Regions from separate parts of the Homo sapiens genome. Here region 1 is linked to region 2. The links are chromatin contacts, found by Hi-C or POLR2A ChIA-PET in ENCODE. All regions are on one chromosome and are shown on one strand. Each heading gives the region's core, a stretch centred on a gene start or an enhancer-like site at or near the end of the contact. The rest is flanking DNA. Distances are from core to core; before and after follow the strand shown. Region 1 overlaps FOXP1 (forkhead box P1). Region 2 overlaps FOXP1 (forkhead box P1).

Evidence for each region. Hi-C counts contacts between places; a loop is a spot of excess contacts on that map. ChIA-PET counts read pairs that join two places held with the same protein, here RNA polymerase II (POLR2A). Pooled maps may share reads with other maps.
Region 1: a map of breast epithelium shows a loop between it and region 2 (4-fold over the local background). The contact joins two enhancer-like sites. A Hi-C loop is called at or near these places in 11 of 168 maps with a recorded cell type or tissue (IMR-90, PC-3, ascending aorta and 7 more), 1 of 37 single-sample maps with no recorded cell type and 18 of 50 pooled maps. POLR2A ChIA-PET finds 5 or more read pairs at or near these places in 13 of 52 experiments (BJ, CD4-positive, alpha-beta memory T cell, HepG2 and 9 more).

The regions. Positions count from the first base shown.
Region 1 is chr3:71,066,727-71,072,141 of GRCh38, forward strand. The region is part of intron 7 of FOXP1 (forkhead box P1); the gene reads right to left. Among named protein-coding and RNA genes, the nearest start is that of FOXP1-AS1, 220 kb to the right of the region's middle. Within about 2 kb of position 3,210, at least 6 of the 41 ENCODE cell types and tissues checked have a DNase peak (open chromatin) inside an H3K27ac peak, as active enhancers do; they include breast epithelium, where a contact is called at or near this core.
Region 2 is chr3:70,981,232-70,986,332 of GRCh38, forward strand. The region is part of intron 14 of FOXP1 (forkhead box P1); the gene reads right to left. Among named protein-coding and RNA genes, the nearest start is that of FOXP1-AS1, 310 kb to the right of the region's middle. RefSeq lists an enhancer at 4,007-5,048. Within about 2 kb of position 1,685, at least 23 of the 41 ENCODE cell types and tissues checked have a DNase peak (open chromatin) inside an H3K27ac peak, as active enhancers do; they include breast epithelium, where a contact is called at or near this core.

The DNA of each region.
Region 1 (5,415 bases), core at 1,960-4,459, 87 kb after region 2:
GGGATGTACTTTGAATATGCAATGTGTTTTTATTTTAGAAACTAAGTTCTTCATGAGGCATCCATAAAACTCATGCATGCTTTCAGAAGGTGGACTAACTCCTTAGCAGGTCAGTGTTTATCAGCTAATAGTCTGCAGGTGCATCAAAACAAACAATAAACAAGCAAACAACATTACAGACGCTCATGACCCAGCTGTGGAGACAAGCCTTAAACAAAATAATTAGAGAGTGATGCAATGCAGTGCTTACTCAACTACTAAATTGCACGGTGGTGGCTGTAAGCACCATGGGACCACAAAGAAGGAGGAGATCACTAGGAGGAGGGGTCTGGGAAGGCCCACTGGGGAGGTGGCATTTAAAGGCTGATGGTTTGGGTAAGGGGGAGGTGACAAAAGAGAGAGGGAAATGGCTTGGCATACTAACTTAGAAGCCACCTGGAGCCCATCTCGCCCTGTCTCCAGACAGACAGATGATATGGTGACTCAGAGACTACTTCTGGGCAAGGAAATGTCCCATCAGTGATAAACCTGGATAAACTACATATGCCCAGGCCACTTTGGTTAATTCTAAACTCCTGTGGTCCTGTGTACTTGCCCTGTATTTGGGATTCAGGAAGAACTGGAACTTCCATAAGTGGAATATAATATAAAATGTTAAAACCAATAGTAACTCAGAAGACTTCGTTAAAACCATTTATTAATCACTGTGAGCACCAGGTCATTTTAGAAAAGCTGAATAAGAAAGGCCAACAAAAAAATTTTGGATTGTGGGTGTTTTAACAGTCTCATGCAGTTGTCATAATCTGAACACAAATTCCAGCCCTCATTGTACAGAGGAGGAAACTGAGGCTTAGAAAAGCAAAGTGATTTCTCCCAAGAATTAAACATGGCCAGGTGCAGTGGCTCATACTCATAATCCCAGCACTTTGGGAGGCCAAGGCAGGAAGACTGCTTTGAGGTTTGAGACCACCCTGGGCAACACAGTGGGACTCCGTCTCCAAAAATACACACACACACACACACACACACACACACACAATTAGCCACGTGTGATGGTGCATGCCTATAGTCCCAACAACTTGGGAGACTGAGGTGGCAGGATCACTTGGAGACCAGAAGTTCAAGGCTGCAGCAAGCTGTGATCGCACCACTGCACTCCAGCCTAGGCAACAGAGCAAGAAACTGTCTTAAAAAATAAAAAATAAAATAAAAAAAAAATATATACTACAGGCTTCCAAGAGGAAGCAGATACTGGATAATTATAAAAAAAAAAAGCCATAATAATATAAAATGAATACCTGTGGTGGGGGGGAGGGGATATCGAGGGGTAAGCCAACGTTTAAGGAAGAGTAAAGGAAATGCTAAATACCATACTTTAAAAATATTTTTGATGCCCACATCCTAACACCCACAACAGATACAGCTCTTGTTCAAACACCACATATTAAGAAACCTGTCAGTTGCTAAATGAGTCCATTGTGCAGCTGGCTGTGCACTTAAGAACAGATTACTATGATCCCACACCAAACTCTAACCACCAAATAACACACCTGGGACTAAAATCATGTATTATATTTGGTTCTGCTGAGCCTTAGCTTTGAACACAGAAGAAAGTGAAAGGTTTTACTGCCCATTCAGAGCTGAGAATGGAGATAAGATGTATTAAAGGAAGAGTCAGGAGGAGCGTCTCCTCAGGACATTATTCCATACACTGATGAATGGCCCTGTGGTGAGGCAGATACAGCAATGGTCCCTGGCCCACGTGGTCCTCAGTTCCAACGAAAGGCCTGCTTTGCCAGAAGCTGCTTGGAAATAACTAGAGAAAGGATACGAGCATGGGGTGAAAAATCAACTGTGTGATCAGAGGCCAAAACCTTAATTCAAGTTTGCTGTCTTCTTCTGAACAACACTTGTGTTAACACAACACACATTTTCTTTCCCCTTTCCAATTAATTTAATGGAGTATCCAGGACATATTCTGAAATGACAGAACTTAAAGAGATTCAACCAACTGATTCCAATTCCGGAGAGAGAAAGCTAAAGCAACAGGAATACAAAATGTAAGCCCAGTAACATGCCTGATGGCCTACTCAGGAAAGCGCGCCTCCCCAGAAGGAGGACTGCTTTAAGTATTTCTCCAAAGAATGGCAATGGGGCAGCCAATTAGAGTTACTAAATTGCAACAGCAATGCCCCATTCCTGAGATCTGGGGATTTGTCTCCAAGGAACCACCATTCTGTCTTGATTTAAGCAGTGCTTTTACTTAAAAATATAAATTAATACATCATCCATCTACAGGGAGCTAAGGCAGTTAGCTCCATATTGATATTGTTTATGTCACTGTTATGCATATGTTGACAATGAAGCTAATTATGTTGTTTTTCTTCTGTGCCTGCAAGTTTGGCCAAGGGAAAACACTGAGTTCTCACTGTTCCATAGGAGTTTAAATTCCCCTTAATGCATCTTCCAAATTGCCATTTGCATTTTCATGTAATGCAACATTTTATAAAGCCATTGCTTCTGGTTAATTTGTATATACACAGTGTGACATGTCAACATTCAGGTGACTTGTAAGTATGATGAGCTATGGAAAACATCAACCTAAAAACAAATCCCTTACTCTAAAAGCATTCATAAGCATCAGAGGTAAACAAAATCATGACAGAAAAGAAAAATGACAACATCCTTTCCTAACTCTGCATTTGACAGTAATAAATTACCCTCTCTCATTTATGATGAAACTATAATCCCCTGTTTTAACATAATGTAAAATTTGTTAATGGACTGCTTCTGCCATGGGGTTAGAACAGATTACACTGAAGTGTGCAAAGTTCTTGAAAAGGTACATGTTTTGGGGCAGTAGAGCATGTCCCAAAGTGCTGTACCCTTCAGATATCGGGGGGAAAACATCACTGCCACCACCACCACCAAGTGTAATTTGTTATTTCCCTCCCGAAGAGTGACAGTATTTTTGGCCCACCCACAGGCAAACCCTCGATTTTTAAGCATAACCAGAAATGGGGCACTGAAGGGGAAAGAAAAGACGGCTCTTGGGGAATGAAATTACATTTTAATTTTTTTAACGTTTACTTATGTAGAAATCGCTGAATATCAGATAAAGGCAACTGACCACCTTTATTTAGTACAGTCAGCTTTTCCAGAGATCTGTGGTGTGCAGCAGGCCTGCAAAGAGGCAAAGGGAGCGTGTCCCATCCTGCCCTCAGAACAATGCTCACACATCTTCCTCCCATGCAACACCACCCTCCTCTGACCCTAGGTTGACACACCCTCATGTCAAAACCTTCTTTACGCCTGCCCTCTGCTGGCAAGCCTGCCAGGATTAGGAAATTTTGACTACTTCAACTTATTCAAAAGACAACTTTTAAAGCCAGACAGAGAAAGGACATGTAATGAACTATTAACTGGAATATATAAATTAAGACATTTAAACAAAATGGGGGGAGAAAGGGGGACACCCCTAGTGAAATATGGCACTTTTAATGTAAAAATGCACATTCGTCTACTCTATTGCCTCCTCGCTCACAGCAGGGGAGTGCCAAACTCGATATTTTAGCTCACCTAAGAGAACAACCTGTATTACTGTTGGGCATCTTGCCTTCTTTTGCTCACTCTCCGGGGAGAGCATGTCGGCGCATTTTCAATAAAACACCTTCTTAGCAGTAATGGGCCACTGTTCCCATTTCAGTGGTCCCTAAGGTTTCACGATACAGTATATTTGGCTGACTCGCAGTTCGAGTTTTCTTCTGGCATTCCTAAGATCCAAAAAACGGAAGAGAAAAAGCAAAAGAAGAGTACTTGCTTATCCTTTGTTTCAGTAAGAAAACAGTCAACTTTGAGACTGATTAGCTGGTAGGACTTACACAAAACAAGGGCACTCTCGGGCCCTCTCCCCTGCTACGGGAACCCTCCGCGCACGTGTGGGCCAGACTCCCAGCTGAAGGAGGGCTCTGGGCATTAGGGGGTAAATTTCTGCAGCAGCGTGCTGGGGTTTAACAGTGCAACTCCTGTCAGTGTCAATGGGAAGCACAAGGCCTGTACAAATCCCTGCATACCATTTCAAAAATATATCTCCAAGACGGGAAAATGAAGCTTAGCAGTTGCAACCTCAAAAGCATTCAGGAAGTAGCACTCTTGACAGCGCTTTAGATGCCGAGTAAATGGTCTTATAAAGAACACCCAATCCAGCCGACAATAAATCTTACACCGGGGAAGCCGGCACAGGGCTGTGGAATCCCCTCCAAGATAATTGCCTTCCACACTGTGTGGCATAGAAGCTGCTACACAGAAAACATTTTCCGGGGCTCTGCGCTCGCTATGGCTTGCTTTTCTTTCCCTAATAGTCACCAATTACACAGACACTCACACCCTGTCTTTAAGAGTGACCACATAAAAGTCTCAAGGTTTGTCTCCTTTTCTAGAAAAAAAGGTTGTAAGGCCAGTTCTAGTGGGGAGCGGGTGGGAGAGGGAGGTTGAGAACAGAGGGTGTGTTTAAGAACTCAGGAATGGAATCTGACACAGGCATCCAGGTGAGCAACCCTGGGTGTCTCCACTTTCCAGTCTTTGACGGTTCATGTAGTTTCCAGACAGCTCCAAGTACTGGGGCTCATCTACAGGCCGCTGAAGCGGTCAGCACATCTTTTCTAGTCCACAGAGGCCTCAAGCAGGCTGTTTAACTCTGAGATAGTACAGGAGTACTACATATGACTTAGGATTCTATTAATGACTTTGTCAGGAATAATAGTGTGATTGTGGGCAAGTCACGTCACCTCTCTGCGCCTGCACATTTCAGCTAAACAAAGAGGAAGATGGATGAGATCTCTCTATAATTTCTTTTTTTCTTTTTTGAGATGGAGTCTCGCTCTTGTCACCCAGCCTGGAGTGCAATGGCGCATCTTGGCTCACTGCAACCTCCGCCCCCTGTGTTCAAGCGATTATCCTGCCTCAGCCTCCCAAATAGCTGGGATTACAGGCACCTGCCACCACGCCTGGCTAATTTTTGTATTTTTAGTAGAGACGGTGTTTCACCATGTTGCCCAGACTGGTCTCAAACTCCCGACACCTCAGGTGATCGGCCTGCTTCAGCCTCCCAAGGTGCTGGGATTACAGGCGTGAGCCACTGCGCCCAGCCTCTGTAGTTTAACAACAACAACAACAACGACAACAACAACAGCTATCATTACTGGTATCCTTACACCTATCATGTACCAAGTGCACATTTTACATTAGCAAAGGACTAATCTCTAGGTATTTCCTGCTTACAATTAGGATCCTATGTAAAACTACCAGAAATAGGGCTGGGTGCAGTGACTCATGCCTGTAATCCCACTGACTCAGGAGGCCGAGAGAGGAGGATCACTTGGGGCCAGGAGTTCAAGACCAGCTAGGGCAATGTAG
Region 2 (5,101 bases), core at 435-2,934:
ATAAAATCCCTCCAAGTTAGCACAATCCACAAAGGAAGAGATGAAGGTAGAATTTTCTGGAGGCTTTTGAACATTAGCAAGTGGGAATAAATACTGAGCCAGAAGAGAGCAGAGAGGGGGCTTACCAGGCTTGACAAATGACACCGTGATTCACACCCACTGCTGGGCTGTCTCTAATAAGCCACAGAGGAAGCAGCCAATCTCAGCTAATTACCAGATAAAAATGTATTGTAAGGACTCTAATTAGGAGACGCGGATGGAGGTGATCTAATGATTAAATGCTGCATTCGACTGACCCCACCATCAATGTGCAGTGGTGCAAGATGTCACTGGAATATTTTGTAGAAACAGTAATTTTATTTCGAGGAGGGGAGGCAGTAATATTTGTAATGATGGCTATGAGGTAAACTAATTAAAAGACAGTTCCTAGAGGAAGAGGGTGGCTGAGAGCAGCTGTGGCCATTCCAAAACCAAGTGCCAAGTCTCAATAGAGGAGCTGCAGTCAAGTGGAAAATTTCTGCCTGACCTCTGCCCTTGCTATTAATTTGCAGGAAAACTAATGACACATATACATATTCCCACAAAATTGTTCTAATTGCTAATTTGCCAAAGGAGCCCAGATTCCAAATTAAACATGACTAGCCCGTGAGGGAAGGAAGAAGAAAAAGCTGTACACTCCAAACACAGGGTGCTTTGCCACACAAAATCATTTGAAGGCTGAACCAACAAGTTAATGAAATGTCAACCTTGTCAACTGGTACAGAAGTTTCTTAACTTTTAAACTTCTGTTTGATGATCACATGCTTGTCTGGAGGAGAAACCATCTTCGAAAGGGAAGGTTGAGAGAGAAAGAATGGAGAAGAAAGACTCAAAGCAGGCTCTGTGTTCAAACCAAACCTGCTCTCTTAATTAAGGCCTCTTTGAAAAAAGAGTGCCCCCCCAAAAAAAATTAATTACAGACTTAGAACAGAAGAGCAAATGGGGAATGGTGTGTGTTTTTGCTGTAATCTTGAAATATTCATCTTAATTGTAAACTATTAAATCTTAATGTAATCATCAATTAGAAATGAAAGCATATGTGCTTTGTGTTTCTGATTGCAGTTCAGGTTTTAAAAGATAATTTTTTCTGGGGCATGGGGCAGGAAGGGAATGGACTGGGAGGGTTTCTTTTCCTGATGGAAAGCCTATTTTTCTTATTGTGTTCCTTTTCTATTTAAAAGAAGTTGCTATGTTTAGAAAAGTCAGTAACTCTGATATTTTCTACATGGCAAGTTTCCATCATGTGATGATTTCAGCAAAGATAATCTCTTTGAAACTCTGGCCAAAAGTTAAATTCTTATGTCATTTAAAATTGCTGTAGGGTTTTATTTTTTAAATTTATTTGTACTCTCAGGCATCAGCTTTTCTTTTAGCCATCGAAACTATTCAAACTTGGTTGGCTACCCACTATTCTGCTTAGTCCCTTTTTTTTTTTAATTAATTAATCTTTCTTTAGTTTTTAACAGTAATCTCCCCTCCTGTTTAAAGATGATGAGTCACTCACATTAAAAAAATAAACTGCTGATGTAAACCCCTGACAGAAACAGACTTGTAAGTATTCCCATAAGAACTCATTTTTATTTTTGTTTGTGCTCTTGCCTCACATGAAAACAGATTCTGAGAACAAAAGACAAACCTGAAACCCAAACACCAAGGGACACAACTGCGTAGTAGGGACTTTCGGGCTCACAGAACTTGTTTTTCTGCTCTTGTTTTACTGGCCTGAGCCAGCTCAAGTCCTGCTTTAACTGCATGGCAGTGTCATTTCTGGGCATGAATCACTGAGTTCAGAGACGGCCTTTCTGAGGCTGGAGGGACGTTACCAGGCCGTGCGGAGGGCAGGACAATGGGTGGCAGCCTTTGTTACAAGCCTTTCCTTTCCTTTCCTTTACCATCTCAGCCTGGCCCTGTTTTAGAGAAGCGAACTCGTGGAAGGTTATGACTTACTTAGAAGGTGGTGGTACTGGCAGGGATACTAAAAGCAAAAACAAAAAAATTCTAGTTGAAAGGTTGGTGGGGGTGGGGCACTTAATGAAAAACAGTATATAAAACAGCTTTTGTGTATTGTGCCTAAGAATCCCTTTTTATGACTGCTTAATATTATTTCTCCAACTCTAAAGCAAGGACCCAGGCAGCCCAAATGATCCTTGAAGAGTTAAAAGACCCTTTCTTTTCGGGGGGGCACTTTGTTTTTATAGGAGCTAAAAACTCTTTCAAAACAGTCCTAATGGCTATGGTTAGAGGAAAAGAAAATGTATAAAAATGAAAATCTAATACTATATTTCATTACAAATATCCAAGTTCCTGTAAGTGCTTTATAAGATTTTCGTCAAGAAGAATATACCACCTACACTGTAATTACGTGCCCACCAAATCTAAAAGAATGTGGTTTCTCCAGGAGCAGAAGTTGTTCTCTGATGTGCAGGAATACCCTAAAGCAAAGCGTTCTTCTCATGTACTCAGTATTATAAAATACGATTTACAGTGTTTTCCTGACATAATGACAGAGTGTGAAAAGTCTTTTTAAGAAATCCGTAGTAATTTAATAAAGTCATCATATCACAGACATGTTTCTTTTTGTTTTTGTTTTGTCCTCTTAGTTTTTCACTCCCTCCCCCAAATGAAGTATCTTGGCAAATTCTCCACAGAGTAAGCACGGAGAAATTAACCTCCAAGCAAGACATTTGGGTGTTTACTTTGAGAATGTTTACTGAGTCTGGAACAAAAGAATATCAATCATTTTCATTAGGGCAGTTTACTATTGTTTGTTTTTGCTTTTCTTTCCATAGAAAAGAATAGAATCTTTTAAAATAACAAGAAATGTGGCCATTCTAAATGTAAGAACTGCTTTTCGGCTCTATGTACCTGAGAGCTAGAGCTTAGGGCTGCTCTGGTCAACTTACACATACTACATACGTCCACGCAGGGTCCAGTCTTTATAAAATTAAAAGTTTGAAAAGCTTGTCTTAACTGATGTTGGCTATTCCTTTTCTTCCTCTACACTGATACTCACCAATCAGAGGGACCGATCTGGGCACCCACTCTTAACCTAAGGAAAGGTTCACAAGGCTGACCTCTTACCATTTCTTCCTGCTCATCTTGTAGGTTTCAGCTTAGACATCATTTCTCCCAGCAATCTCCCCTGACTTTACCATTCTGGGTCAGCTGTTCTACTTACAGGTAGTGCAATTCACGGAAAGTGAGACTGTGTGAGTATGTATGTAGTTTATCTGTTATTTCTTTTACCAGACTCTGAACACCTCCATGGCAGGGATGGGCCTTGCTCATGTGACTGACTACTTGTCACGTATGTCACATGCTCAAGAAATATTTGTTGATGGAATAGTTTGATTTTAAATGCAGAAATTCCCTTTCCATAACCAACCTGCACCTTGAGTCTTTGGTTTTGTTCTGAAAGGAAGATTTTACTTAGGTTTAAAGAGATGTGATAGCAAGCAGGAAGAAAGGCCGTCGAAGGAGTCTGAGGGATGGGAAGCCCGTGAGCTCCTGCCCCAGTTCACCCATAAGCTTTCTTCCTCAGATCCATGTCCAAAAACTTGGGCACCTTCCCGAGATGAGCGTATCCTCTAACTATCCAAATCTGATGAGTCCCACAATAAGATCCAGAAAATGCGTCTATGAGCTGATGTAAAAACAATCTAAGAACGTTTTAGCAGTTTCTTTGATGCAATGAAATGAGGACTGGTTGGATGATTGGATACAGCAAATGACACTTAACACCCAAATGGCATTTAGTGAAAAGCAACATTTACAGCAAAGCATTCTATCACTTAGTGACTAAGAATTTTAAAATAAACACGAGGTTTCTTCTACACAGAAATGGAAAAAAGAAAAAGCTTCATGAACTTACTGGCAAGGTTGTAACATGAAAGTCCCCATCTATGGTTAGATTTGAATCCTGGTGACTGCCTGTTTCAAATTAAAGATTCTAGAAGGATACTCATTCAAACAAACGCCATGCATTCTATTATTTAGGGCGGAATAAATTAATTACAGACTGCAGGGAATATTTTGCACATGAGAATCAGTCACCAGATAGCTCTGGGCCCTTAAAGTTGAAAGCATCAAGGGTTTGCTGTATGTGTGTGCCCTTTTTTTTTTCTTTTTGGCAAAGAAGTGAAAATTTATGCAAAACATTACACGTCTACCTTTTATAATTAATTTCCCAATGCCTCACCTATACATATTTTAATAATTCCTGATTTATAAGATGGTATCTTTAATAAAATTTTCTATTTTCCAATAAATGAAAAGAAGGCAGGTTCACTCCGACAACAGAGTGTCACACAATATCTGCTTGTCAGGCACCAATTTTTACTTCTTACATGTAAGTTAAAGGATAAGGAATTTATAATGCTGCCTGTGAAGGGAACCACTTTTCATACACAAATGTGATCTTTTTTTTTTTCAAAGGGTAATACAACAGTACATTTACATAAACTAATCCAAACAATCTATGTATTTGACAATGGCAAACCTCACACAGACGGCCTATTGTTGGTTTACATCTTGGAGTTCTTTATATTGGCTTGTAGCGCTGCTCTAGCTGTCAAAGGTTTGACTTGGACTCTAAATAAATGGTTATAGAAGTGCTGTGCAGCGATATTGGACTTCTTTGCAAAAGAAAACCTGCTGTGTATGAATTCAAAAGCTATTAATTTTTCAGTCAAAAATATTCGTGCCGATTTCTTCTAATAAAGAAATACTGTGCTGAGCTACTAAGAGATAATGTTGACTAGTGGTAGAGAATTTTCAATAGAGCAGTTAAAAATAAATTTAGTAGGAGGTCCCCTTCAAAGTTACAATTTTCTAGAAAGTAAAACATTTTTTTTTAATACTAATCAAGACAAACCTTCCATCCCTGTTCACTTCCCCCCATGCTTTTCCCTGTTTACCAGCTGCTTAACACTGGTCCACGTGAAGAATCCCAATGGTCCTTTTGTGGCCCACAGGGGCTTACACACATGGTGCTCTCTGCCAACACCCAGCCCGGTCACTCGCCAAGCGCCCTACGGGGTTTTGTAGTTCCTTATCTTTAATT